Linked DNA regions of Homo sapiens: region 1 is linked to region 2. A link is a loop called in an ENCODE intact Hi-C map of the cell type or tissue named here. Cell type or tissue: heart left ventricle. All regions are shown on one strand. Links, peaks and the distances in the headings refer to the core of each region. The heading gives the core; the rest is flanking DNA.

What was found. A loop is a pair of places that touch in the nucleus more often than their neighbours do. Peaks named below come from ENCODE experiments on the same cell type or tissue, not always from the same donor. Only the 100,000 strongest peaks of a DNase experiment are listed, where the experiment ranks them.
Region 1: it touches region 2 in a loop (1.8-fold over the local background); 3 of 110 quality-filtered maps call a loop at or near these places.

The regions. Positions count from the first base shown.
Region 1 is chr15:62,912,971-62,924,412 of GRCh38, forward strand. No RefSeq gene overlaps it. Among named protein-coding and RNA genes, the nearest start is that of MIR190A, 95 kb to the left of the region's middle. In heart left ventricle, for the core only: no CTCF peak of the experiment used is centred there; a DNase peak (open chromatin) is centred at 7,830; H3K27ac peaks cover 3,170 bases.
Region 2 is chr15:62,977,797-62,994,071 of GRCh38, forward strand. No RefSeq gene overlaps it. Among named protein-coding and RNA genes, the nearest start is that of TPM1, 57 kb to the right of the region's middle. RefSeq lists enhancers at 11,153-11,653, 11,654-12,154. In heart left ventricle, for the core only: no CTCF peak of the experiment used is centred there; no DNase peak of the experiment used is centred there.

The sequences.
Region 1 (11,442 bases), core at 3,443-11,442, 65 kb before region 2:
CTAGAGGTCAAGAGGAGAACAGCTTTCTCTCAAGTTTATTCCCCAGGCAGCTAGTGTTACTCAGACAATGCTGATTGCCCTTTTGCCTGTGATGGACCGGCACCCGGCCCTGGTCCCAGATATGTGTGAGCCACTGCAAAGCAGTCTTTCAGCATCAGCGTTAAATGCCTTTCTAAAATAACATCACTCAAATTTTATGTGCAAAGCAGCTGAGAAGAGCGGGAGGCCCAGCCATCCTTCTAGCCTACAGGTGAAAGTGTTACCATCAATGGTGTGAAACCCACTCACAGGAGTAAAAGGCCCTTGTCTATTACACTTTTCCAAGTGAGAAGAGTTCCTAGCTCGGATCTTTGGGCTGATGTAATTATGTCCCAGGTTACTTCCCCTCTTCTCCCTCCATCTTGCTGCTCTCCATAGAAAGCACAGGTTTCAATCATTACAAGGTTTGTGTTAAATGACCTCATTTTCCTGTGAGTCTGCCAAGCCCTATGCATGTCAAAGAACTGTGGGGCCAAGAATCATTTTAGAAATTATGATGCTCTTTCAAAAAGTAGGAATTTTTGCCAAAGAGGGAGGTGCAGAATGAAGGTATGGAGGAGAGATGGATGGAATAAATATTGATATTTATCTCCCCTTTGCCCTCCCCCCAACAGCCAGAAATAATGGCCCTCTCACTTATATCTCCAGATCCCTATAGGCATTGTTGATGAAAAAAGCAAAACTCTGTAAAATATTGGAAGAGATTTATTCTGAGCCAAAGGTGAGGACCATGGACTCGTGACCACATGTGCCCAAGGTGATTGGGTTATAGCTTGGTTTTATACATTTTAGAGAGGCATAAGTCATCAGTCAATATGTATAAGGTATACATTGGTTCAGTACGGACAGATGGGACAACTCAAAGAGATGGCTTACAAGTCTTAAGTGGATGCAAAGATTTTCTGATTGGCAATTGGTTGAAAGAGTTATTACCTAAAGACCTAGAGTCAAGAGAAAGGAATGTCTGGGTTAAGATAAAGGGTTATGGAGACCAAGGTTGTTACTATATAGATGAAGTCTTATAGATGGCCGCCCTGAGAGGCAATAGATGGCAAATATTTTCTATTCAGACCTTTAAATGTGCTATACTCGTAGCTAATCTCTTCAGGATCAGAAAAAGACCTGGAAAGGGAAGGGGATTTTCTACAGAATGTAAATTTCCTCCACAAGAGACAGCTTTACGGGCTGTTTCAAAATATGTCAAAAAATATATTTTGGGGTAAAATATTTTTATTTCTTTCAGGGCCTGCTGTCTGTCATGTGATGCTATACTAGAGTCAGGCTGGAATTTGGTATCTTACTGCTACAAAGAGTCTCTTTTTTTTTTTTTTTTTTTTTTTTGAGACAGAGTCTCTCTCTTTTGCCAGGCTGGAGTGCAGTGCTGCGATCTTGGCTCACTGCAACCTCTGCCTCATGGGTTCAAGTGATTCCCCTGCCTCAGCCTCCTGAGTAGCTGGGACTACAGGTGTGCACCACCACGTCCGACTAATTTTTTGTGCTTTAGTAGAGACGGGGTTTCACCATGTTGGCCAGGATGGTCTTGATCTTCTGACCTCGAGGCCACCCACCTTGGCCTCCCAAAGTGCTGGGATTACAGGCGTAAGCCACTGTGCCTGGCCCTCTTTTTTCAGTCTTAAGACCTCTGTTTTTATGTTAATGCTGGTCAGTTGTGCCTGAATTCCAAAGGGAGGAGAGTATACAGAGGCATGTCCAAACCCCCCACCCCACTTGCCTCAAGGCCTGAACTAGTTTTTCAGGTTGCTTTGGAATCCCTTTGGCCAAGAAAAGAGGTGCACTCAGTCAGCTGCGGGAGGGGGCTTAGAATCTTATTTTTGGTTTACAGATATTTTAGTGTCAGCACTTATTCAAGGGCTACGGCTAGCCCAACTTCAGTATACACCATTCACATTGCCAGTAGTCTAGGTCACTGGAACCTAGAGTTGTGGAGTAGATAGCCTACACAGCCACACTTAGGTGGCCTCAGTCTTATCCCATTGTGCTATCTAGCTGTTATCCTAGACTGACCCCAACTTCCACCCCTCAACTCTACCCAAGACTGTACCACTGAGCACAGGGACCATCCAGTATGTCCTATTCATTTTGGAGGTCTACAGCATGCTTATGCTGCTTCTATATAGTAGAGCTTCCATAAATGTTTGTGGAGTGAATTGTAGGTTTAGAAGCCTTTGAAAGATTAGAAAACTACGTATGTTATCTCCTCATGTGTTTAGTAAGAATAGGCTCAGTTATGCTGTGGTTAAAAGACAACCTCTCCTTGAAAAGATCAACATTGACAAAAATTTAGCTTAATGGAGAATAGAGAAGGCTCAAATTATGAAAATCTGGAATAACACTGAAAGAAATATCACTATAGACCCTACAGAAATACAAAGGATTGTAAAAGAATACTCTGAACAATGGTGTGCCAAAAAATCCAATAACCTGAACGAAACAAAAATTTCTAAAAGTATACAAACTACCAAAACTGACTAAACGAGAAAAAATCGAAGAGAACCTGTAAGAGATTGAATTAGTAATACATTCTTTTTCCCCCACAAAGAAAGCCCAGACCCAGATGCCTTCACTGGTGAATTCTACCAAGTACTTAGGAAGAATTAACACCAATCCTTCCCAAACTCTTCCAAAAACTAGAAGAGGAGGCAATACTTCCCAACTCATTCTATGAGGCCAGTATTATCCGGATACCAAAAGCATGCAAAGACATTTATTATAATATATCTTGCAAATATAAGCACAAGCTCCTCAACAAAATACTAGCAAACCAGATCCAGCAACATATCAAAATGATTGTATCCCATGATCAAGTAAGGAGTTATCCCAGAAAAACAAGTTTGATTTGAAATACAAAAAGCAATCAAGTGAAATAAAGGACAAGATAAAAAGACAAAAACCATATGATCATCTCAATAGACAGAGAAAAAGCATTGAACAAAATCCAGCACTCTTTTGATACAGGAGATAGAAAGAAATTATTTAGGCAGATAGTAAGGGCAACAGAGTCATCAGTGGAATTTCCCTTTTAACAAAAAGCAGCCCCAAAATAATTTCCTTTCTAACAAAGAGCAGCCTGAAAAATCGAGCTGCAAACATAGATAAGCAAGCTGGAAGCTTGCACAGCTGAATGGCGGCAGCTGTGCCAATAGAACAGGGCTACCTGGAAGCCAGGTATATTCAACATGGAGGCTCCATCTTCCCTTTTCTTTGTCACCATGTGCACAGTAAAGAAGCAGGCAACATGGCACTGGCCAGATAGCATTATAAAAGAATAGGTTGGAGGCGGCTAGATTTTCACTCGCTATGCAAATGGCACACCTGGTCTGACCAATCTTTCATGCGCTATGTAAATCAGACACCACCTCCTGAAGCTCATCTATAAAACCTCCTGCATGTCACCACAGACAAGAAGACCCGCTCAAGACCCCTCTCTGCAAGAGAGAGCTTTTCTCTTTCTTTTGCCTATTTAACCTCTGCTCTTAATCTCATTCCTTGCATGTCCATGTCCTTGATTTCCTTGGTGTGAAATAACGAACCTTGGGTATTTACCCCAGACAATGACACCACTTCACTTTCATGATAAAAGCAATCTACAAATTAGGAATAAAAAGAAATGTCCTCAACTTGATAAATAGCAACTATGAAAAACCCACAGCTAACATCATACTTAATAGTGAAAGACTGGGAGCTTTTCCTTTAATACCAGTAACAAGACAAGGATGTCCACTCTTGCCGCTTCTATGCAACACTGTACTGGAGGTTCTAGCCACAGCAATTGGCAAGAAAAAAAAAATTGAAGGCATCTAGATTGCAAAGGAAGAAGTAAAACTAGTTGTATTTATAGATAACATGATCTTGTATACAGAAAATTCTAGAAATTATTAGAAACCAAGAAATTATTAGAATTATTAAATGAGTTCAAAAGGTTGTAGGATACGTGACAAAATACAAATACACACTTACAGAAGCCTGGCCAACATGGCAAAATTCCATCTCTACTAAAAATACAAAAATTAGCTGGGCATGATGGTGCATGCCTGTAATCCCAGCTACTTGGGAGGCTGAGGTGGGAGAATCTCTTGAACCCAGGGGGTGGAGGTTGCAGTGAGCCAAGATCACACCACTGCACTCCAGCCTGAACAACAGAGCAAGAATCCATCAAAACAAACCAATCAACAAACAAAAAAGTACATTTATATATTATACATTTATACAATATACAAAAATCAATTGTATTTCTATACATTAACAAGAAACAATCTGAAAAATGAAACTAAGAATATAACTAAAAAATTTAAAATTTATACACTGAAAATTACCAAACACCATTGAAAGAAATTAAAAAAGACTTAAATAAATAAAAAGATGTCCCATGTTCATGGATTGAAAGACTTAATATGGTTAAGATGGCATTACTCTCCAAATTGATGTACAGAGTCAATGCAATCCCTACCAAAATCTCAGCTGTCTTTTTTGTAGATGTTGCCAAGCTGATCCTAAAATTCATATGTAAAATCAAGGAATCCAAAAGTCAAAACAATCCTGAAAAAAAAAAAACTGGAGGACTCACACGCCCCAATTTCAAAACTTACTAGACAGCTATAGTAATCAAAATTATGTGATACTAGGATAAGAATAGAAATATAGATCAATGGAATGGAATTGAGAGCTGAGAAAGAAATAGACACATTTATGGTCAACTGATTTTTTATTAGAGAAAAAACAAACTTTTTAACAAATGGTGCTTGGTCTGGCAACTGGATATCTACATACAAAAGAGTTAAGTCAGAATCTCTATCTCACACCATATGCAGAAATTAACACAAACTGGATCAGAGACTTAAATGTAAGAGCTAAAACCACACACTCTTAAAAGAAAACATGGGAATAAATCTTCATTACCTTAGATTAAGCAACACCTTCTTAGATATGACACCAAAAGTGCAAACAACAAAAGGAAAAAACAGATTGGACTCCATAAAAATTTAAAACTTTTGTTCTTCAAAGGACATCATCAAGAACGTAAAACAACCCACAGAAGCGGAAAAAATATTTCAAATCATATATCTGATGTTTATATTCAAAATTATAAACAACTCTTACAACTCAATAAAAGGACAAATAACCCAATTAAAAATGATCAAAGGATTTAAATTAACATTTCCTCAACGAAAAGCTACAAATTGCCGATAAATACATGAAAAGATGCTCAACATCATTAGCCATCAGGGAAATGCAAATCAAAACCACAATAACATAGCACTTTACCCATTAGGATGGTAATAATTAAAAAGACAGCTATTAATATTAATAATATTAATTAATATTAATAATAAGACAGGTAATGATTAATGTTGCAGAGAAATTAGAACCGTCTTACCTGTCTGATGGGAATGTAAATGGTGCAGCTACTTTGGAATGTCTGTCAGCTTCTCAAAAGTTTAAATGTAGAGTTACTATATGACCCAGCAATTCCACTCTTAAGTGTATACCCAAGAGAATTTGAAACAAATGTCCACACGAAAATTTGTACACAAATGTTCATAGCAGCATTACTCATAATAACTAAAAGGGAGAAATAATCCAGATGACCATCAACCAGTGAATGAACAAAATACAGTATATGTAATATACAAAATGTAGTATACATGGACTATGATTCAAGAATAAAAGGGAATGAAGTGCTGATATATGCTACAATATGGATGAAACCTGAAAACATTATGCTAAGTGAAAAAAAAAAAAAAAAACAGCCACAAAAGACTACTTTTTTTTTTTTTCTGAGACGGAGTCTGTCACCCAGGCTGGAGTGTAGTGGCATGATCTCAGCTCACTGCAACCTCCACCTCCTGGGTTCAAGCAATTCTCCTGCCTCAGCCTCCCGAGTAGGTGGGACTACAGGTGCCTGAAACCACACCTGGCTAATTTTCGTATTTTCAGTAGAGATAGGTTTCACCATGTTGGCCAGGCTGGTCTCGAACCCCTGACCTCAAGTGGTCAGTCCGCCTTGACCTCCAAAAGTGCTGGGATTACAGGCGTGAGCCACCGCACCTGGCCCAAAAGACTACATATTATATGAAACGTCCAGAATAGGCCACATCTATAGCGACAGAAAGTAGACTAGCAGTTGCCTAGGGCTGGGAGTCGGGTGGGAGAAAATGGGAAGTGGCTAGTAATAGGTTTGGGGTTTCTTTTGGGGGTGATGAAAATATCCTAAAATTAAATAGCAGTGATGGCTGCTTACACCATTAAATATACTAAAACCTACTGAAATGTATCACTTGAAAGGCTAGTTTTGTGGTATGAGAATTACATCTCAGTGAAGCTCTTCTTCAAAAAATTATTTCAAATTGTCAAAATAGCTTGTGTAAATATGTATCTGTATAAACACTGGATACTGGGAAAAGAATTTGTATTGAATATTTCTATCACTAGATGGATGGTAGGAGAATAAATACGCAAGTGTGACTAGCTCCCATCAGCCACAGATAGGAGGAAGGGAATTAAATGTATTGAGCATCTACCATGTGCCAAGCACCAGGGCAGATGCTTTCATTTAATCTTCACAGAATAACACTATTAGGTGGTACCTAGATCTATTTCACACATGAGGAAACTGAGGTGAAGGGAGTTGCTCAAGCTCTTACAGCTAGTAAAAGGCAGACCCGGGATTTAAACCGAAGACTGTCTGACTCCCAAACCTTTTGGCACTAACCATCAGGCAAAGGACATGTAAAATCTGATTAATAGTAGTGGCAAATGGTATTCTGGCTGTATTAGGGACCAGAAGAATTTTCCAAAATTATCATCGACTTTGGGATTGGCATCTGATAAAAAATGGATGAGAAGTCCAGCTGTAGCTATGATTTCTATGGTCCCTGCATGTAGCTAAATTCCCTGCCTCTTCAGGACCTAATGAAGAATTGCATTGAATCTACTAACTCCAAGCTGCTGACGTCTATTTGAGAGTTCGATGTTCTTTCTCCCATGTTAAAGCTATTCCTTAGTGTTTTCACCCTGTTGAGCAACCTGACCAGATAAGGCCCTTTATGCACACACAAGACGTAGACCAAATTCAGGCCGTAGAGTAGCAGTCTGGTGGGACACAGATTCCTCATGACATAGAATTGACCTGGGTTTGAGGACACGAATGACCAAGATGATTAACTGACCCCAAGATTCATGCGGCCCTTCCATGCTGTGGAGTTGTTGCTAGGAAGTCAGGCTGTACATCTGTCTCTTTGTATCTTTGTGGAGGCACATAATGAGTTCTAGCCAGTGGACTGTGAGCAGAAGTTTGGGCAAAAAATTCTGGGGTTCTAGGAACCTAGACTACTGTCTAGTAGCGTTACACAGGCTCTGCGTGGATGCACCTCCTTGTTCCTGGGACTATTTACCTCTTGGACAGCAGTGTGGCCAGAGGAGGGCCAAAGCAAAGCCCTCTAAGGCATTGGGCCCACATTAGGAGCCGACTTGCCCAGGGGTCAGGGGGTACTGGCCATGAAATTTCAGGTGAGGATTAATTTTCTTGCCCATGAAAATAGAGATACCATGACCTATTTTGCAGAGTTGCTTTGAGGATCAAAGGAAATACTTTATATAAAAAACCTGGTACACAGTAGGTGCTCAGTAAATGTTCATTTTCTTTTTTGTCTCTGACCTTCCTAGTACTTCCCTGTTCTTCCCCTCCTTTCCCTTCATGACCCCTCTTCACCCTCATCCCCAGCTGTGTTCTCTTTCCTTCCTCTCTAGAGCCCAGGGGTTTGGCTCGCCTGACTACAGAGGTCCTGAGGTCACTCCTCTCCCATCTTCGGCTGCAGGAAAGCTCCTTTTCCATTTAGAACATATTCTGGGGTTTTTCTGGTTTTAGGGAAGGGGAGATACTGCAGTTTACAGAATGGGTCAGAAACCTCAGATTACTCTCTTGCTTGCTAATGAGAAGGTTGAGAAAGGCTTTTGGGTCCTGGCCAAAACCTCTTGGCTTTTATGGGGCAGAAATTTGATTTCCAGTGAGATGTCAAAACATGCCACTGAGCATAACTTGCAGAGGTTTGTATTTCACTTATTTGGTTATGAAATGAACAAAAAGCACTTCCTTTATGTTACCCTCAGCAGCTCTCAGTCTTTTGGGGACTGAGGGACCCTTGAGAGATGCTGTCAACTTCAGATCTCTTTTCCAAGCCCTCCTTTTCTTCACAAAGCCCCTTCAGGAATGCCTCAGCATCTCGTCTTTGTTTCTTGTGACTTGCCCTGTCTTTATGAATGTTGTTGCTGCCCAGAGAGAGAAGTCCAGGCTTAGTTGCTTGACACTCAAGCCTGTGCCAAAGATCAGGCCTTCCCTTGGCCTGTGTCCTCACCACCCCAGGTCTTACCTTAAGCCTTTGAAGGGGAGGTCTCTTAGAGAAAGTTTTGGTCTTAAAAAAAATTTTCAAATCTTTCTTCTCCTGCTACATCTAGTTATTGAGGAATAAAATATAATCTCCAGCACCCAAATTTATCTGTTCCTTAGTTTCACATTGTTTAGGATCAGAGTGACAGGTTCAGGAATTCTCTTTCTGGGAAGAGTGGCTGAAAAATTAAAACAATGAAGTTGCTTTCCTTATATGAAATATTTTTCATGAGTAGGATTAACGCATGTTTTCTTCCAACTTTTACCCAATTCTATATTCATCTTGTTTTTCTATCTCAAAAAGCACTTGACTTTGAGCCAGATGTGATAGAAGCAATTCACAATCATTTCTTTATTGATTCCATTTTTGGGGGCAAATATTTACTGAGCACCTACTATGTATAAGACATTGTGTTGGGCACTGTGAAGGATGCAAAGATTGATGAGCCATGACCTCTGCTCTCAAGCTTTTAAGTCAATCCTGGTTTAGTTATTCTTTCTATTGAGATGTTTTGTGGCCCTGCCTTAGACTTTGAGTCTAAGTCTGTGGCTTTCTTCTAGAAGCAGAACTATGCTTATGCAATTCTTCGTACATTTGAATAAGAAAGTATTCATGTAACGAGTACTCTGTATCCAGCCCCAAGTACCCAGCACTATAGAGATTCAAGGCAAGTTTAAGTCACGATCCTCTCTTCAGTGATCTAGATAAGAAGAGAAGACAATTATTCAGCAATGTTAAGACAGATGCCTGGATGTAAACAAATACAGAATTTTATAGTCAGGTGAGTTTTAAACTTCGATAGACAAAATTTAAACTTGCCAATTATAGTATCTATGTATCTACTAAAGCTTATCATGTGTATACCCTAAGACTCAGCAATTTCAGTCCTAAATACATACCCAATAGGACTGTGTACATATATTCATCAAAAGACACTTTGAGGAATGTTCATAACAGCACTCTTTGTAACAGCATCAGACTGGAAACTACCCAAGTGCCCTTGGCATTTGATGGAAGGGATAAGTAAATTGTGGTATAATCAAATAATGGGATACTATATAGCAATGAGAATGATCTATCTGAATATGCAATAATATAGATGAACCTCACAAAAATAATGCTTAGCTAGAGAAACCAGAAGCAAAAAAACAAAAACAAAAACCAAAAAAAACTCACATTCTTCTATTTCTAGAAAGGACAAAAACAGGCAAAAGTATTCTATGCTCTTAGAAGTCATGATTGTGGCTATTTTGGAGGGATAGAGGGATAGTGAGTGAAAAAGAGAGACAGGAGGGGACTTCCGGGGATGGGAACATTCTGTTCTTGATCTGGGAACTAACCCTATGGGTGTGTTCAATTCTGAAACTTTTTTTGTTCGTTTTTTTGGTCTAGATATTATACTTAAGTTTTAAAGAGTCACCAATTTAAAAATTGACAGAATTCGGAATCACCAATCAAGAAGCCTGAATCTTAGAGCTGATTCTGACTGTTGATCATTGCCTTGGGCAAATCCATCTCTTTGTGCCTTGGGTTTTTCATCCATGGAGTGGTGATAAGGCTTTCTCCCTGTGTCTCACAGCTAGCTGCTTTATTATATGTAGGGAAACCTGGCAAACCAAGCAGTAGTTGTGGGGCTTCTTTGTGCAGTTTCACTGTTGATACTTAGGAGCCTGCTCTCCATTAAACTGTATTTCATGAAACCTGGCCTTTTCAATGTAAACTCTGACTTGGTCTTTGAATCCCACCTTCCTTCCACTTTGTTTATTCTCTACAGCTCCTCGGTCTCATGGAGCAGTTCCTCAATCTGAATGTTTCACCTTATGACATGATGGTATTTGGCCTCAAAATATCAAACAGAATATGGCACCCTCTGGGGATATGGAAGCTTATTCGGTTATGTTCTGGAATAACACACATATATGAATGCTAAAGCCTATGAGAGGGGTTACTGAAAAGGACCCCCTTGCGACGCCAAAGTTCAGTTCTGAGTCTGAACATGTATCTTGCACTAGATGAGAGGAATAAGTTCTAGTATTCTATAGCATTACAGGGTGACTATAATCAACAATTTATTGTATACATTTTTTTTTGAGACAGGGTCTCTCTGTCACCCAGGTGGGCATGCAAAGGCACAATCACAGCTCACTGCAGCCTGACCTCATGGGCTCAAGCGATTCTCCTGCCTCAGCCTCCTGAGTAGCTGGGACTACAGGCGCACGCCATCACACCCAACTAATTTTTGTATTTTTTGGAAAGACAGGGATTTGCCATGTTGCCCAGGCTGGTCTTGAATTCCTAGGCTCAAGCAATCTGCCCACCTCGGCCTTCCAAAGTGCTGGGATTTATTGTATATTTTCAAATAGCTGGAAGAGCAGATATTCTCAACACAAAGAAATGATAAATGCTAAATGAATATGCTAAAACCCTTATTTGATCATTACACATGTATCAAATGATGCAGTATTAATTGTATCCCATAAATATGTACAATTATTACATGTCAACTAAAAAAGAATAATAATAAAAGAAAAAAAAACTGTGTCTTGCTCAAGGCTGGCCTGGCTTCCTCCTACCTTCCCTTTCCCTGCAGGCCTGCCCGACCTTGTGGGGTGGTGTCCACCTCCTGCCCAGGTCCCTCATCAGTAGCTCTGACCCCAGATCCTCCTGACCTATGTCTCTCCTTTTCCATCTGTTCTCTTCTATCAGTCCCAACAGAAGAAAACACAGAGGGCACACCTTTCACTTATCACCCGACACTTTCTTTTTCTTTTTTTTTTCTTTCTCTTTGAGACGGAGTCTCACTCTGTCGCCCAGGCTGGAGTGCAGTGGCGCGATCTCGGCTCACTGTAAGCTCTGCCTCCCAAGTTCACGCCATTGTCCTGCCTCAGCCTCCCGAGTAGCTGGGACTACAGGCGCTTGCCACCATGCCTGGCTAATTTTTTATATTTTTAGTAAAGACGGGGTTTCACCATGTTAGCCAGGATGGTCTCGATCTCCT
Region 2 (16,275 bases), core at 3,202-11,201:
TTAATTAACATCCCTTGTAAGTTTTTTTTTAAGTAAAAACTGTTTAATTCATTTTTTCTAAAGTAGCAAAAAACTAGAATTTCTTTGAATTAAGTAAGGTTTGTACTGTGGCCTTTGATTAATCATAGTAGATTGCCTTTTAAGCCATGAGAGCCACACTCTGAGAAAAGGCTTAAATGGCTTTAATTCCACTATAGTGTGCATGACTGATATCAAATCCTTTACTGAAACAAATTCTGATGGAGCAGAGGAGGGAGTAAGCACGGGGCATCTGTGGGCTCAAAATGAGCTCCACAGAGGGGCACCTGAGGGCACCAGAAACACACTTTGCCAACTCGCCCACAGCCTTTGGGCAGGTCTGGACACACAATTGTTTTAATGTCTGTGTCATGTTGTCCTCTCCCAAGTCTAGCTGACCCCATCCTTTATAAATGGAGAGGCAAGAGCTGGTTATGATAAGATATCTGGTTTCAGAAACAAGTGCTTTTGTTCCAAGTATTCCAGCAACAGCAACCTGGTGTCCCTGGCCTACCCAAATCCAGGACAAGTGTTCCTGCCAGTCTGCAGCCATCCATCTCTCCAGGCTTATCTACGAGTCATCATGGAAGTTAAAGAGCTGCTGGTGGCCATGGTAGCCTGCCTGGTCGCATGACCTCAATCCTCTCTCTGAACCAGCAAAGCTCCCTGACCCACGAGTCTCACAAAAACAATTCCTGTCTCTTGTCATCAGGTTCAGATGATGAGCTCAAACAATGCCCCAGGATGAGCCAGGAATGTCTTTGCCTGACTTGGCAAGTGGTTTCCCTGCCCTGCAGTGGCCAGAATGTGGGAGTGGAAAATTATTCTTGTTTCCTTCCGGAAATGACCACATTCGCCAGGGCCAGGCGCAAATCCACTGACTGCCCTGAAGGGAGATTTGCCTCCTCTTCAGAGGACAGAGGGAGACTTGGCCAAGCTTGCTTGGGAAATCAAAGTGTCTCCCAGCTGCCATGTTCTAACCCTAGGCCACACAATGAAACCAAAAGGGCCCCATTGAATGAGAATGGGTCTCACTCGTGAAGCCACTTCACTTCTACACACAAGACCATTCCTTGGATATTCCAGACACCCCCAAGTCTCTGCCACTATTGCTGTTGTTGACACACTCCTCAACTGGTGCTCACAGAGCGGGAAGGGGTCCAGGAGAGGAACCCCGCTCTTATCCTCCAGGTCCACTGCTCCAGGGCATGAGGAGGGGAGAAGGGAAGGGAGATAGCACTGTCCTGTCATACTGACCCCAGAGAAATGTGAAACACTTTTTCTCATTCCTTCTCTGTAGAGGTGAAACATACCAAACCTTCCACAGGGTTTTTATTAAACTCTACGAGTAGAATGAAAGAACAAGGAAAGGAGCAGAATTAGTATTTATTCAACAAATACTTACTGAACCAGCATTATGTGCCAGGCACTGTGCTGGCCATGGGGCAGATGTGAAAGAGCTAACCCCTGACTTTAGGGGGTTTGATAAACCCAGGTGCTAAATGAATGGTCCAATGGTTCCCAGGGAGCACACCCACTCCACCCCTTCCCACCACTTTATCTCAACCCCAGTCATTTCACAATTAAAAAAACAAAATGAAAGTCTAACACAATTTGTTCTCCCATGTGAGCTAGGAAGACCCAAACTCCCACAGGCTAAAAGTTTATGATAACAGGCAAGATTAATTAGTAGTTGTCATGAAAATGGAATGTCATTAATTATGCAGTTTGAAACTGTTCAAGTTCACTTCCTCCAAAATTAAATCCTAAAACTATAGCATCTGAAAACCTCCACATATGCTTGACTCATACTTGAGTCGTACACAACACTCACATACTAAATATTATCTACAAAACAGGTAGCGTTATCAATTTGAGTGTGTGTGATGTGGTAGGAGTGGTTGTGCTCCTCACACAGAAGGATGCCGGAGCACATGACTTCTTGTTTAAATCGAACACACAATTGGTACCTCTATTTTTAAATGCTGTTATAGCCAGACCGTTGTCTAGTGGATGACGCTCCCATGGGCCCCACAACACATGTAGGGTGCCCACAACAGTTAATTGTTGCATAACAAATCACCCCAAAACGTAGCAGCTTCCATACTAATCATTGGAAATTTCTCCTGATTTCTGTGGGGCAGGGATTTAGAGAGGCTCAGCTGGAGGTGCTGGCTCAGGGTCCCTCCTGAAGTGCTGTCAAGGGTCTGCTGGGGCTGCATGTAAGTGCTTGCTGGGATTAGAGGCTCCACTCTGAGATGGCTCACTCACAGGAATGGCAAGTGGGTGCTGACTGTTGGCCAGAGGCCTCCGTTTCTCTCCGTATGAGTCTTTCTACAGGGCTTCTTGAGTGTCTTTATGGTATGGTACTGGCTTTCTCCAGAGTGAGCAATGCAGGAGACTGAGGCTGAAATGGCAATGCCCTTTACGACCTAGCCTTGGTCCTAATTGTCACTTCTATCATACTCTGTTGGTCACACAGACATCCTTGATTCAATGTGGCGAGGGCTTTCATACAAAGCCTTGAAAGCCAGGAGCTGTGGCTCACTGGGGCCATCTTGGATGCTGGGCACCACTGGTATTCATCACCACGATGCTTCGGGCAAACCTCCCTGCCGTCCAATGTAGGCAGGCAGAGGAATGCTTCCATTTATCAAATCTCTGCATACTTGTGTGATGTTACATGTAAATGGACATATTTTAAAGAATTTTGTAGCAATAAAACAGACAATACCAAAACTCCAACAAACATCATTCAGCCTGTTTTTGAACATTCAGGAACCTCTGGACTACACTACCCACAGGTTACCGCTGTTACCATGTAGGCATATGGCCTTCCAGGTTTTTTCTACGTCCTTTCCACTGCCTCCACCTGAAGCATTTAAAGATGTTTCTGTCCTTCCCATTCTGGCCCATCTTAAGTCTTTCCTTATCCTCTGTTCTCCTTCAGCTGTTGTCGTATTTCTTTTATGTCCTTCACAGCCTAACTTCTGAAATGATGTGGCTAGACTCACCTCCCACTTGCTCCTCAAGCCACTGGATCTGGCTTCGGTCCTCACTATACCATGGAAATTGTCCTTGCCACAGTCATCAAAGGCCTTCTAGTTGCTCCACCCAATAGACGCCGTGATTTCCACTTTTTACCTGACCTCTTAGCACCATCTGAGGGTGCTGACCACAATCTTCCTTCCCTGGCATTTTTTTTTGCTTTTCTGATTACTCCTTCCTGGTCTCCATTCTGGGCTCCAATTCTTCCCCCCACTTAAATGCTAGGGTTCCTCCAGCCTCATCCTAGCTCCATTTCCCACCCTACTCGTGTTGCCAGCAGTGTTGTCCATCCCACACCTTCCTTTATCAGCTAGAAGCTGGTGCTTTGTAAATCTATGTGTCTAGCTCAGGTCACTCTCTTGAGCTTCAGACCCACACAGCCGGCTATTTGGCAAATGCCTTTAGTCAGATGCCAAACTCAAACTGTTGAAAGCCAGATTGATCATTTCCCCTGACACACTGGCTTCTTTATCTTCTCCTACCTCAGGAAATGGCACCTTCATCTACTCAGTTGCTCAAGCCAGAAACCCAGGCATAAATTATCCTTGACTCCTCCCTCTCCTTTGTCTCTCACTCCATCAGTTACCGTGTCCTGTAGATTCTACCTCTGATGTATCTCTGGGATCCATCCACCTCTCTCCATTCCTACTCTCAGTTCTCTGGTACTATTCACTATCATAGCCTCGACAACCTCTGAACTGACCTCCCTTTCTCCAGTCTTACCCCACAATTTGCTTAACCACTCTTGTATCATGGGATGTTTAGGGGGTTTGTACATGATTATACTTTTTAAAAAAATGTCTGGCTACTTGTGTTCTTTTTTTGCTTGGATTTGGATTTCATGATATTCATATATTTGACTCTAGGGTAGGCTTTACCAATAAAGAATCACAAATAATTATCCGATTCCCTTCTATAGAGACGAAATCTCCAGCTAGGTGTTCTAGATTCTAGAGGTTGTCATTCCTCAACCTGCCAATTGAAGCCCTCCACAACCCAATCCAACCACATCTATCCAACTTCATTCCCACCTACATAGCAGTATCCGCCACTTACTCTTTCATTCTCTGATGCATCTGATCATTCCTTCACATAAGGCATTGTGCTAAGGAATACTCTCACTCCACATGTCTGTACCTTCATGGCATGCTCCACCCCACCTCCCAAATTACATTTAACTTCTGAGTCTAGGCATTTGCTCAACACCACCCTGCTTCCTGGAATGTCCTCTTTCACCCCCTTCCCAGTGACCAAGTCTTCATCTTTGGATGTAAGCCCACCTTCACTGACTATCCCGGTCCACAGTGATCCCTGTGCCTTTCTTTTTCTTTTCTTTTCTTTTTTGAGTCGAAGTCTTGCTCTGTCGCCAGGCTGGAGTGCAGTGGCATGATCTCAGCTCACTGCAACCTCTGCCTCCCGGGTTCAAGCAATTCTCCTGCCTCAGCTTCCTGAGTAGCTGGGACTACAGGTGCGTGCCACCATGCCCAGCTAATTTTGTATTTTTAATAGAGACGGGGTTTCACCATGTTGGCCAGGATGGTCTCCATCTCTTGACCTCGTGATCTGCCTGCCTCAGCCTCCCAAAGTGCTGGGATTACAGGCATGACTTGCTTGTGCCTTTCTTATCTCTTCTCTCATTTCAAAATGTAATCACCTTATCTTGCTTTGTTATTTAATTCTTTCTCGTATCTGTAGTTCCTCAGCTATATCAATACTGTCTCCCCCTCTCGACTGTAAACTTCTGGAGAATCAGAATCATATTATTCATTTTTCTCTTTCTAGAAAATTAGATAAGTAGTTAATTACTTATCTGAGCCTTGAGCTCTGTATAGCTAAGACTGGGGGATAATAATTCCAGAATCACGGGGTGGTTGTGCGAGTACTTGTAGTAAGGAATGAGAAAGTGCATTGTGCTGTGCCTAGCACAGAGAAGGTACCCAATAAATGTTAGTTCCCATTCCTCCAATATCTATTCCTGACCTGAGGGTACAGTAACTACAAAGTAATTATTTGCAAAATGAATGAGTGAATGATGCATAAGTAAATGACAAAGAAGTCAAAGAATAAAATGATGCATTCTGACTACACAAGAGAGGCAGTGCCAAAGAAACCGAGTGCCTTTCCCTGGCTGGCAGGGGAGGGCATTCTGCTGGGGGAGACTGTGGCGGGGCTATGTGCTACTGGGCTTGAGATCGTGAAATGTCGATTAATGGGAAATCAAGTTTGATTTGGGTATTGCTGCTACAGCCAGCTGATTATTGTACGTTTGACTGAGTTTGTGATCTGTCAAGATCCCCAGAATAAAGTAGTGGCAGGCATATGTTTCTTATAAATGGAAAAACAATTATTGTGTAAATCAATTTTCACTGGCATAGGCCTGGCTCCAGGCTCTATAAGAAATGAGAATATGTAGGTCTCAGAGCCCAGGCTATAAATATTTATTTCTGCACTGTCACTGGTATTTGTAGCAAATCCTTTTTCACTAGTGGGCATTCTATTTGTTTTGACAAAGGCGTAAAACTGTTCCAAAGGCACTGAAGGCCACAACATAAAAGGTCTTTAGGGAGTGCTCAAAGAAGGGGGTGTCATTTTCAGATGCTGACCATTTGGTTTTCTCGCTTCGTCCGTGGAGTTCATGGCACTAATTTTGAGTTCACTGTGGAAGGAATGCCCTTTGTGGTCGGCTGCGGTCAGCAGTGACAGTGAGCCCCTCCCCTCCCTATCTGCCCCACAGAAAGTGACAGAGGTGGCAGATTTCTCTAGCCTTCTTCTGACCCCTTTCTTCATTCTGTGCTCCCCTCTCCACCACTCCCAACCACATCTCCTCAACTGCATGAGATGCTCTTGAAGAAGGGGGATTATGGTTAGGGACATCAGCCTTGGCACACTAATATTCCATACATGCATGAACAATTTGGAGAAATTTTTTTATGTGGCCACAAAATGGCAAATCCAGAAGGAACTTCACATATCACCTACTTCAGGGATTCCTTGCAAAGGTCCATGGAACCCTAAGAAATCTGTCAGTAGAACTTAATGAGTCCATGAATTTGGATGGTGTTAAAGCACACTAAATATGTCTTGAGAAGGACTCCGTACTTCTATATTTGAGCCCAGAGAATGAACTGCAACCTAACTTAGTGGGTAGACAAGATTGAAAACTGAACTTAGGAGTATGCGCCTGTAACAGTGGCTGAGTCTTGGCCAATCCCAGCCGCCATACTTCAACCATTCATACACTGTTGAGTGTTCAAACTGTGTTCAAATAAGGCAAACGCCGAGCTGTAACCAATCCAGCTGTTCCTGTACCTCACTTCTGATTTCTGTATGTCACTTCCCTTTTTTTGTCTATAAATTTGTTCTGACCAGCAGGCTTCCCGGGAGTCTCTCTGAATCTGCTATGATTCTGGGGGCTGTCCGATTCGCTAATTATTCACTGCTCAATTAAACTCCATTACATTTAATTCAGCTGAAGTTTTTATTTTAACAATGGGAAAAATGCATCTTTATTTTTAGTAACTACTAACTGAAATTTAGCATTTTCTTCAGTTATGAATGGAAGCATCACACAATAGTGTTGGCAATATCTGTGACTTTGTTTCATCGAAGACATCAAAGTTATTTTTATATCCCATGGTAGCTTTGACAAAATACTTAAAATATCATTTGCTTTCAGCACCACTTCAAAATTACATTAAAATTATAAAATTATAAGTAAAAAAAAAATCACCTGCCATCAGATCTTATTATTTGGTGCAATAATAAAAAAGCATATCTATTATTATGTCAAACATTTATTCTTTTAACATTTTGATAGCTATATCTCACTGTAATTGGTTTCTTTGGTAATTCATATTGTGTTTTTTGCATTTAAAAACATTTTTTTTTCTGGGAGGGGACTTCATAAGTTTCATCAGACTGCCAAAGGGGTCACAGCACAAAAATGGTTAAGAACTCAGATCTGGTCCCTAGAAGCACATGGTTTGTCTCACATGCATATTCCAGGTCAATTGAGCACAAATGGATCTCCGAGGAAGATGGTGAAGACACATCAAGGTATAGTAGACAAGAATGCTGTGATCGATTAGCAATGTCTGTCACAGGGGCAATATGCAGAGGAGAGGTAGAATAGAATCCTACACTATGATTTCCAATCTAGGCAGGTACTGCAAATAAAACTTGCTACAATGATGGAAATGTTTCATCTGTGCTGTCCAATATGGTAGCCATTAGCCGCACGTAGTTTTCGAGCACTTTTAATGCAGCTGGTGCAGCTGAAAATTTGAATTTTCAATTCTATTTAATTTTAATTATTTTGCATTTAAATTTAAATAGCCACGTGTGGCTAGTGGCTACCTCATCGGAAAACAACTCTAAATTAATCCCACCCACCCCCACCCCCAGGCACCTCCCACCCCACCTCATTACCCTTCACAAAGGAGGAACGCAGACTCTTAGAGAGATGGTCTTTCCCAGAGGCCGTTGGACCCATTTGTAACAAAGCCACATCAACATCCCAGATCTCTCTGTCTCTAGTTCAAAGTCTTCTCATTTATCTAGTGTTCCTAACTTGTTTTTGGCAGAATGCTGGTCCCCTGAACAATACACAGATGTGTCGTGAGAGAAGAAATAACTCAGCATTTACATATGTCCTCTTAGTAAAATGAGATAGGACACTATCTCTTCATCGCAGTAAAGCCTGATTTACGTGTTCCTTTTGGTTTTTGTTTAGATATGTCAATTCAAAAAGGAAGAGGAGTAGATGCAAGAATTATTTTGTTTTTTGGCTCTGATAATTTGTTTCAAAAAACTATTTACAGGTGTTCTGGATAAAACTGATGGCTGTTCTGCAATCTCTAAACATGTAAGAAATGCATTCTAAGCCAGACTGCTTCCAGGGCTGACTGATGCACTGAGGCAGGGTCTCCATGTTGACTCATGCTGAACTACAGAACACTGCCTGGAACTCGCTGCTCGCTCTCAGTTGGCCGGAGGGGCCTCTGCTGATGGAGAATTTATGGTGGGAAGTCCTGCCCTGGGGAAGGGACCATTTCTGATGAGGTCATGAGGAGGGAATGCCTTCCTCAGCGGAGATGGGAGCCTGGGAAGGCGGCCAGGAGCATGGTAGGGGAGGCACAGTCCCTGAGACAGACGGATGGAAAGAGGATGAGAAATTCTGTGGGTTAGAAACCATCTGGGATCTCAACAGGTTGCTTGGTAGTTTCACTCTCCTGCAGGCTCAAGTCCTAGAAAAAATGCAAACAATAGGCTTTTTTCCTCTCCTGGCTAGGAGAGGCCCTAACCTTGCATTAACTTGGTGGATGTGCCCACAGTTAAGGCTTGCCGCAACTCAAAATATCCATACATAGCAAAACTGCCCAACACACTGATTAGAATGTTTTCTAAAATTTCAATGGCATTTAAACAATTTTCAAAGACCAATTATTGCAGACCAGCAGATCCTGCCCCAGACATGCCGAATCAGACTTTTAGACAATGTGTTTTGAGAATCTAGGTTTGTTTTGTTTTGTTGTTGTTGTTGTTGTTTTTCTGAGATGGAGTCTCGCTCTGTCACCCAGGCTGGAGTGCAGTGGTGGGACATCGGCTCACTGCAGCCTCCTCCTCCCGGGTTCAAGCAATTCTTGTGCCTCAGCCTCCCAAGTAGCTGGGACTGCAGGTGCATACCACCATGCCCAGCTAATTTTTTGTATTTTTAGTAGAGATGGGATTTTAGCATGTTGGCCAGGCTGGTCTTGAACTCCGGACCTCAGGTGATCTTCCCACCTTGGCTTCTCAAAGTGCTGGGATTACAGGTGTGAGCCACTAGAGAATCTAGGTTTTAATCAAAGCTCCCAGCTGATTTTGATGTGCAGTCGGGTTTTGAAACTACTGTCCTAAAGGATGACATCTGTACCCTTAGCCTTGGCATTCAAGGCCTCCAGAAGCAGGCCCTGCTCTCTACAAGTGGAGCACCATAGTGGGAAGCACACAAATTGTGTAGTAATGATATAAATAAATAACAGCATCTAACATTTATTGAGTGCATGGCAGATGTCAGGTGTCAGGCTAAGCGCTTTAAATGAATTGCCATTTCATCTGACTGTTGCCTCTGTTATTACCATTTTGCAAATGAGAAAATTAAGGCACACACAGTAAGTATAGAAATGAGATCTGAGATCTGGCAAGCTCCAAAGTTCATGCCCTTCACCTAGGGTGGTCAACTATCCCGGTTTCCCAGCGACTGAAGTGTTGCTCAAGACATGGGACTTTCAGCGGTAAAACCGGGAAAGTCCCAGGCAAACAGGGACAAGTTGGCCATTGTATCTTGACTTGGAGACTTCTGCCTGAGATGGAAGCTCAGCTCTACCACTTATGACTGTGTGACATGGGGCCAGCCTCTCCACCCACAGGTTTCTTATATTCCTCATCTGAAAACAAGGATGATCACACCTATCCCGCAAGGCGGTTGTGGCCATCGCATGAGATAGCACATGTAACAGCAACCCGCTGTGTGTCTGGCACTGACAGAAAAGGCCAGCTCCCCAACACATCCACCTGGAAAGCGCCACTTGGCCCAATCTGTGTTTACTTCAAGTCTGGAGAAGTCTCGGCCATTATCTCAAGTGGTTCTCCACCATTCCCTCTACGCTCGCCTTCTGGCCTCCTATTCAATGAGATACATATGGGAGTCTCTCCGTCAAGCTTAATTTTCTCATAAGTTCTCTCTCGCATTTTAAAAACTTTTTGTGTGTACTCTGGGTGAAGTCCTCAATACTCTTCTTCATTTTACTCTCTTTCTTCAACTCTACCCAACTAAACTTTATCCTGATTATTGAGTTTATTCAATAACTCATAACTTTTAGTCATTTACAGATAATTTAACATTTTAACTAATAATTTTTTATTTCCAGGATTTGTTGTTTCTTCATCATATCCATCTGATCTTGCTTCACAGCTGCCTAATGTTTGCTTTACAGATTCCTGGGACTTCTGCCCCCAAGTCAATTTCTCCTTGTACCTCTTTGAAGTGGGTTCTCCCGCCTGTTGGTTCTGTTGACCACCTCTCTTAGCCTCCCTTCTCCTCTTGCATTTTGGAATTTGGGCTTGCAGGGGCCTCTGGAGCTGCAGCTTACTGTGTTTCGTTTTGCATTTTTCCTCCCTCTGTGTCATCCCTTCCTCCCTCTAAGGCAGTATCCCCGTTGCGTCCTTTCTGATCCAGGAACCCCAGTTCACAACCAAGTCTAATACTGGAGGCTCAAGGCTCTGCCTGGGGCTGACTCCAGCGATCTGACGGAGCTGGAGGCAGGCATTGCCCAGGACCTGGCTACATGGCTGTGTCTGCTCCCTTCCATAGGCCTGGGGAGGCAGCTTTAGGAAGTGGTGGGCCAGGCAACAGTCACTGCTTTCCTCCAATCTCCCTTCATGGGCAAAGGAGGCCTGTCCCACCCCAACCTCACAGAGTGGGCCTGGCTCTGGTTCCCACCTGACATGGGGTGCTTTCACTCCCCTTTAAGTCAAGAAAAGCCAAGAAGGCCAGTCTTGCTGCCTTCGTCAAGACCCAGAACCACCCAGCCCTAGCCTCATTCACCCTCACCCAAGGGTCTGCGCCTTGTGCTGTTGAATGAACACTGAGCTGTTTATCTAGCATTTGACTCTCCTTGTGTTTTTTTTTTTTGTTGTTGTTGTTTCTCTTATTTTTAGTCTTTCTTTACCCAGCGTTTGGAGAAAAGGAAGTCCTGAAAGGATCGTTCTACTAAATCATCTTGACTTAGATATTTATGTGAAATTGTGTTTTAAAAGAAAATTAAAACCAAGGAAGATACAAAGTTTTCACACATGTTTCATTTGGCACTTAAATTAATAGCCAAGTAACCAGGAGAAAAAAGCAGGAAGCCACACTGAGAGAAAGAGGGACTATACTGGGTCCTCGCTTAGGAATCCACTGTTAATTCGCCACACGATCTTCAGTGCCGAGGGTGTTTTGTTTTTGTTTTTGTTTTTGTTTGAGAAAAGAGCTCACTCTGTCACCCAACGCTAGAGTGCAGTGGTGCGATCCTCCCACCTGGCCCTCCCAAAGTGCTGGGATTACAGGTGTGAGCCACTGCGCCCAGCCTTGTGTGCCAATTATTTAGTGCCTTGTCTCTCCCTGTTAAATTGAGACCTCTTCCAGTTCTAGAAGTCTGTGATTCTCTAACCAAAGATCAACATAGCCCAGTGTCCTTGGAGCCTGAAGCAGGATCCTAGGTGTCTCCTTTTCACCGGCCCCCAACTCTCAAATGACTGGCCTGGCCACCACCTCTAGGACTGCCATTCCAGAAATTATAGAATTTAACAAAGTCTCTTTGGGTCTGACAGGGCAAATTATTGCTCTAAGGCTATTTATGTTTTCCCTTTTTCTTCCTCCTTTTTCTCTGACCCAAACTTGAATCCCCCACGAGTGTTTTAGAAAATCTCAATTAAGGGGCAAGTGGAGTTTCTAAAGGAAAACAGGAGTTACCATCTCCATTCCAGACATTACAGCTAGCGAAGGTAAGTATATAACTTGCACAAGGCCACTTGGCAAGTGGAAAAGTCAGGAGGGAATCCAGAGCCCTCTGCCTCCACAGCCCACACGCCTCAGCACAGCACACACTGCCCAGGCACACACTGCCCAGGCACACACTGAGGCTCTGAGACCGGCAGGAGCCAGCACTGGAAAGATCACTCCATGCCCACTCTGCCTGCTCTGGGCACAAGTCCTCCAACAGAGAGCCACAGCAGCCCCCAGGATGTGTGCCAACAATTGCTGCTCACACCCCACATTTAGGGCCAACTTCTACAAATACTCCCTCAATCTCGCTTGCCAGTTGGGCATTTTATTGAAGTCATAGGGGGTGAACTTTACAGATCAAGACTAATCATCTCCCCCTCTTCCTCCACTCACCATCATTTAATCCTCGAGGCAATGTTATAACCTCAGAACACAGCTCCTTTGCCAAGGAAAACAGCTTACGACTTTGTCATTTTCTTGGATTCATAATTCCCAGCTCAGGGCAAAAGGGCAACGTTCCTCCTTACCACCCTGAAGCCTCTCTCCTCTACACCCCTCTCTCCCTTCAGGGCCCTGTCACCCCTACCGCCTGGGCCCTCTCACCCCTACAGCCTGGGCCCTCGTTACCACCCCTTCCACACTCACAGCAGCCCACACCGGGAAGGAAGAGATCAGTGTGTCGGCATTAAGGGTAGTCTTTTTTTTTTTTTTTTTTTTTTTTTCTGAGACGGAGTTTTGCTCCCGTTGCCCAGGCTGGGGTGCAATAATCTCAGCTCACTGCAACCTCTGCCTCCCGGATTCAAGCGATTCTCCTGCCTCAGCCTCCCGAATAGCTGGGATTACAGGCATGAACCACCACACCTGGCTAATTTTGTATTTTTAGCAGAGACAGGGTTTCTCCATGTTGGTCAGGCTGGTCTCGAACTCACGACCTCAGGTGATCCACCCATCTTGGCCTCCCAAAATCCTGGGATTACAGGCGTAAGCCACCGTGCCCAGCAGGGTATTCTTTCCCAGGGGGCCTTCCTATTTAATGGAGCACATTCTTTAAGCGTTTGCACATGCACACACATACACACTTACGCACAACATTTACTGTTTTTCTCATTAGCTGGCTAAAATGTGTCCATCATAGAAAATTTGAAAAGTACAAAAAAGACCAAGAAGAGAGTCAGAACCCATAATCCCACCACTCATAAACCCTCCATTAACTCTTTACCGTATTTCCTTCCCGTTCTTTGTCAGAGTGTGTATGTGTGTGCGAATGTATCTTAGCGTGTATGTGTTCAGTTCTGCGTCTTAGTGTGTATATGTGTTCTAGACTACATATGTATGTATATATAGACTACATATATAAACACATACATATGTAGTCTAAAACTCATATACACACTACTATATACACGTAGTCTAGAATATGTTTCCAGGTGACATTGTTTCATTGCTGCACCTGCCAGTTCCTGCCCGCATACCATAATGTTTACACTCTTGTTGTGTTATAATAGACTTTAATTCCTAGTGGGCCAAATCCTCCATCACCCTTTTTTCAAGATTTTAAAAATTATTCTCAACTACTTCTTTTTCCTGATGAATTTTAGACTTATTGTGATAAACAACTAATTTTAGACTTATTGTGATAAGCCCATTATGGATTGCAAGTTCATTAAATTTATAAATTTATTGGGTAAAATTGGCATCTTACAGTATTCGGATTTTCTACTCAAAAAAATAATATATGGCTATCTATTTAGTCAAACCTTCTTTAATATCTTTCAATAAAGTTCAAAGTTTTCTTTCAAGTGGGTCCTAAACATTCTTGTTGAGGTTTTTATAAATTTTTTATTTTTTGTTGGGCCATTGGGAATTGGGATCTTTTTCCTCTAAATATTTCTAATTTGAACTATGGTTTGGAAAAAATATTCTGCATCTAGCTATTATCTTACTCTCTGAATAATTGTAATACTTTTTCATGAGTTACTGTACAACTTCAAGAATCATGTTAATAGTAATAATATCGGTGATCTTATCTTAATTTACCATGGATTATTTTTATATCATTAAGGATCTATTTTTCTAATCCTAGTTCTTAGACTTTTAAATCAAGAATTGGTATTGAAATTTATCACATACATGTTCATTATCTGTTGAGATTATTGTATTTTTCTTATTTTACATGTTGATGTTAAGAATTACCTCATAATTTTCTAACACTAAAATATCTTTATATTTCTGGAATCAAAACTCTTCTTTTTCGGTGAATTTTTTTTTTTTTTAGAGACAGGATCTCACTCTGTTGGCCAGGCTGGAGTACAGTGGTGCAATCATAGCTCACTGCAGCTTTGAACTCCTGGGCTCATGCAGTCCTCCTGCCTCAGCCTCCTGAGTAGCTGGGAGAACAGGCATGTGCTATCACACTTGACTAATTTTTTTGAAAAACATTTTGTAGAGATGACGGGTCTTGCTATGTCGCCCAGGCTAGTTTCCAGCTCCAGGCCTCAAGCAATCTTCCCAAAGCACTGGGATTACAGGCATGAGCCACCACACCTGGCCCCTCTGGTGAAATTTTAAAATGCACTATTGAATTTGATTCATTTATGTTATATTTAGGATTTCACAACTGCTATACATACAAGTGAGATGACTTTACAGCAGCATGTCCCAAAGTGTGTTCTACAGAACACTGTTGCTATGAGTTGTGCCACTAGAAATGGAAAGAAAAGAAAAGACATTAAAAGGGGGAGAGAGGAAAGAAAAGAAAAGGAAAGGAAACGTCTGGCATTGCAAGGTTTGGGAAATACTATATATCCTTCCAGGAGATTCACTAGGTACATTCTCATTTTAAAGATTCTAAGATCTGCTAGAGTTAAGAGCAAGGGAACATGCTGTGCTTAAATTTGTATAATCCAGCATTTCCCAACACGATCGATCACAGAGCCCCCATTTCACATAATTCCTCTTAACACCCTGCAGAACTCATGTCTGAGGCATGCCTTTTGGAAAGTGTCTTTGTCAGTTTTATTATCAGAATTACACCATTTTCACTAGAAAGGCTCTCCCTTGTCTGAACTTCTAATAAGAGGCTTATAAATCCATTAAACTCCATTGCTGCTACCCTACACCATAAGACATTTATTGTTTTCTGTAGTCATCTTCCAACCTAAGCTTATGCCTTTCACTTTTATGGTTCTGAGATATTGTCTCACTCCACTGGGTCCCTTTGGAATCTCAAGCATGCAGAAAAACTCTGAACCTTCAGATGGATCGAGTTTGGAATAGTCTTTATTTAACATTCCCACTATAGTTGAGTGGATCTTGCTCAAGCTTCCCCCAGTTCACCGGGCTATATGGCCTTGGCCATCCACCTGCAAAGTCTTCCTTCCAAAACAGCCTGTCTCATCAACTCAAAGTGCCCTGTGGGGCCCAGGTGACATTTACACCATCCCTTGCCCTGCATTCTAAAGCCATCTGCTCCAAATCACTATCCCCTTTGCTCACTGTCCTTCCAACTCCAAGATCTCATTTTTCCTACAAATACCCAACAGTTACTCAAAACTCATCAACACAAGTACTGACAGACATGTTATTAGTTACCAAAAATCGTTTCCAGAAGTAAAACCCCTCTAGGCATTGTGGAGGATATATTGATTCACCTTATGGCCTCTGCCCTTGAGGAGTTCCAATTCTTTCGAGGTAGATGAATAAGTATCAAATCACGGCATTAAAGCTTTTGACCCAGTGCCTGGGAGAGAAAAGGCTCAGTAGCCATTGACTAAAATCACGTTGAATGTAGAATGACAAGTGCCATACTGGAGTTCTGTGTAAAGCGTGTGGTTAATCTTCTGAAGAATTTGCAGATCAGTGACATTTGAACTGGGTTTTAAAGATTGAATAGGAGCTCATGCTGCAGAGCAAGGGGGCGATGCAACAAGTCACAGCTGGATCAGACTTTCTAATGCTCTTTTCCGTACCAACCCCACTTGATCCTCACAGCACTGTGAGGTAGACGTCATTGTTGCTGAACCCATTTTACTGTTGAGGAAGCTAAGGATCACTTACAGCAGTGAGCATGTCCAGATCAAAAGATTCCAGGGAATCCCAGCACTTTGGGAGGCCAAGGCGGGCAGATCAGGAGGTCAGGAGTTTGAGACCAGCCTGGCCAACATAATGAAACCCTGTCTCTACTAAAAATACAAAAATATTAGCCAGGTGTGGTGGCAGGTGCCTGTAATCCCAGTACTCGGGAGGCTGCAGCAGGAGAATCACTTGAACCCGGGAGGTGGAGGTTGCAGTGAGCCGAGATCATGCCATTGCACTCCAGCCTGGGCGACAGTGTGAGACTCCATCTCAAAAAAAAAAAAAAAAAAAAGATTCCAGGAAACATGAGCAGCTGTCTCAGCACTCTGATGGCAAACATTTATTTTTACAAGGTGCTGAGGTCCCAGGAAAACAAGGTAGGTGTGGTCCCTGCATTCATGGAACTTGCAGGCTAAATTCACAGAACTGTAGGCCTGCAAATTCTTCCTGCATAGAGGTCCTTAGCTCACCAATTAGTGAAGGGGCTAAAGACATTGCTTTTTCCATGGACGGAAGCTGTGCCCACATTGAGTATGGGAAAAAAAAATGATCCCCCCAGCCAGAGCGGGAGACCTGCAGACGCTCTCAAAGCGGTGGTGCTCACC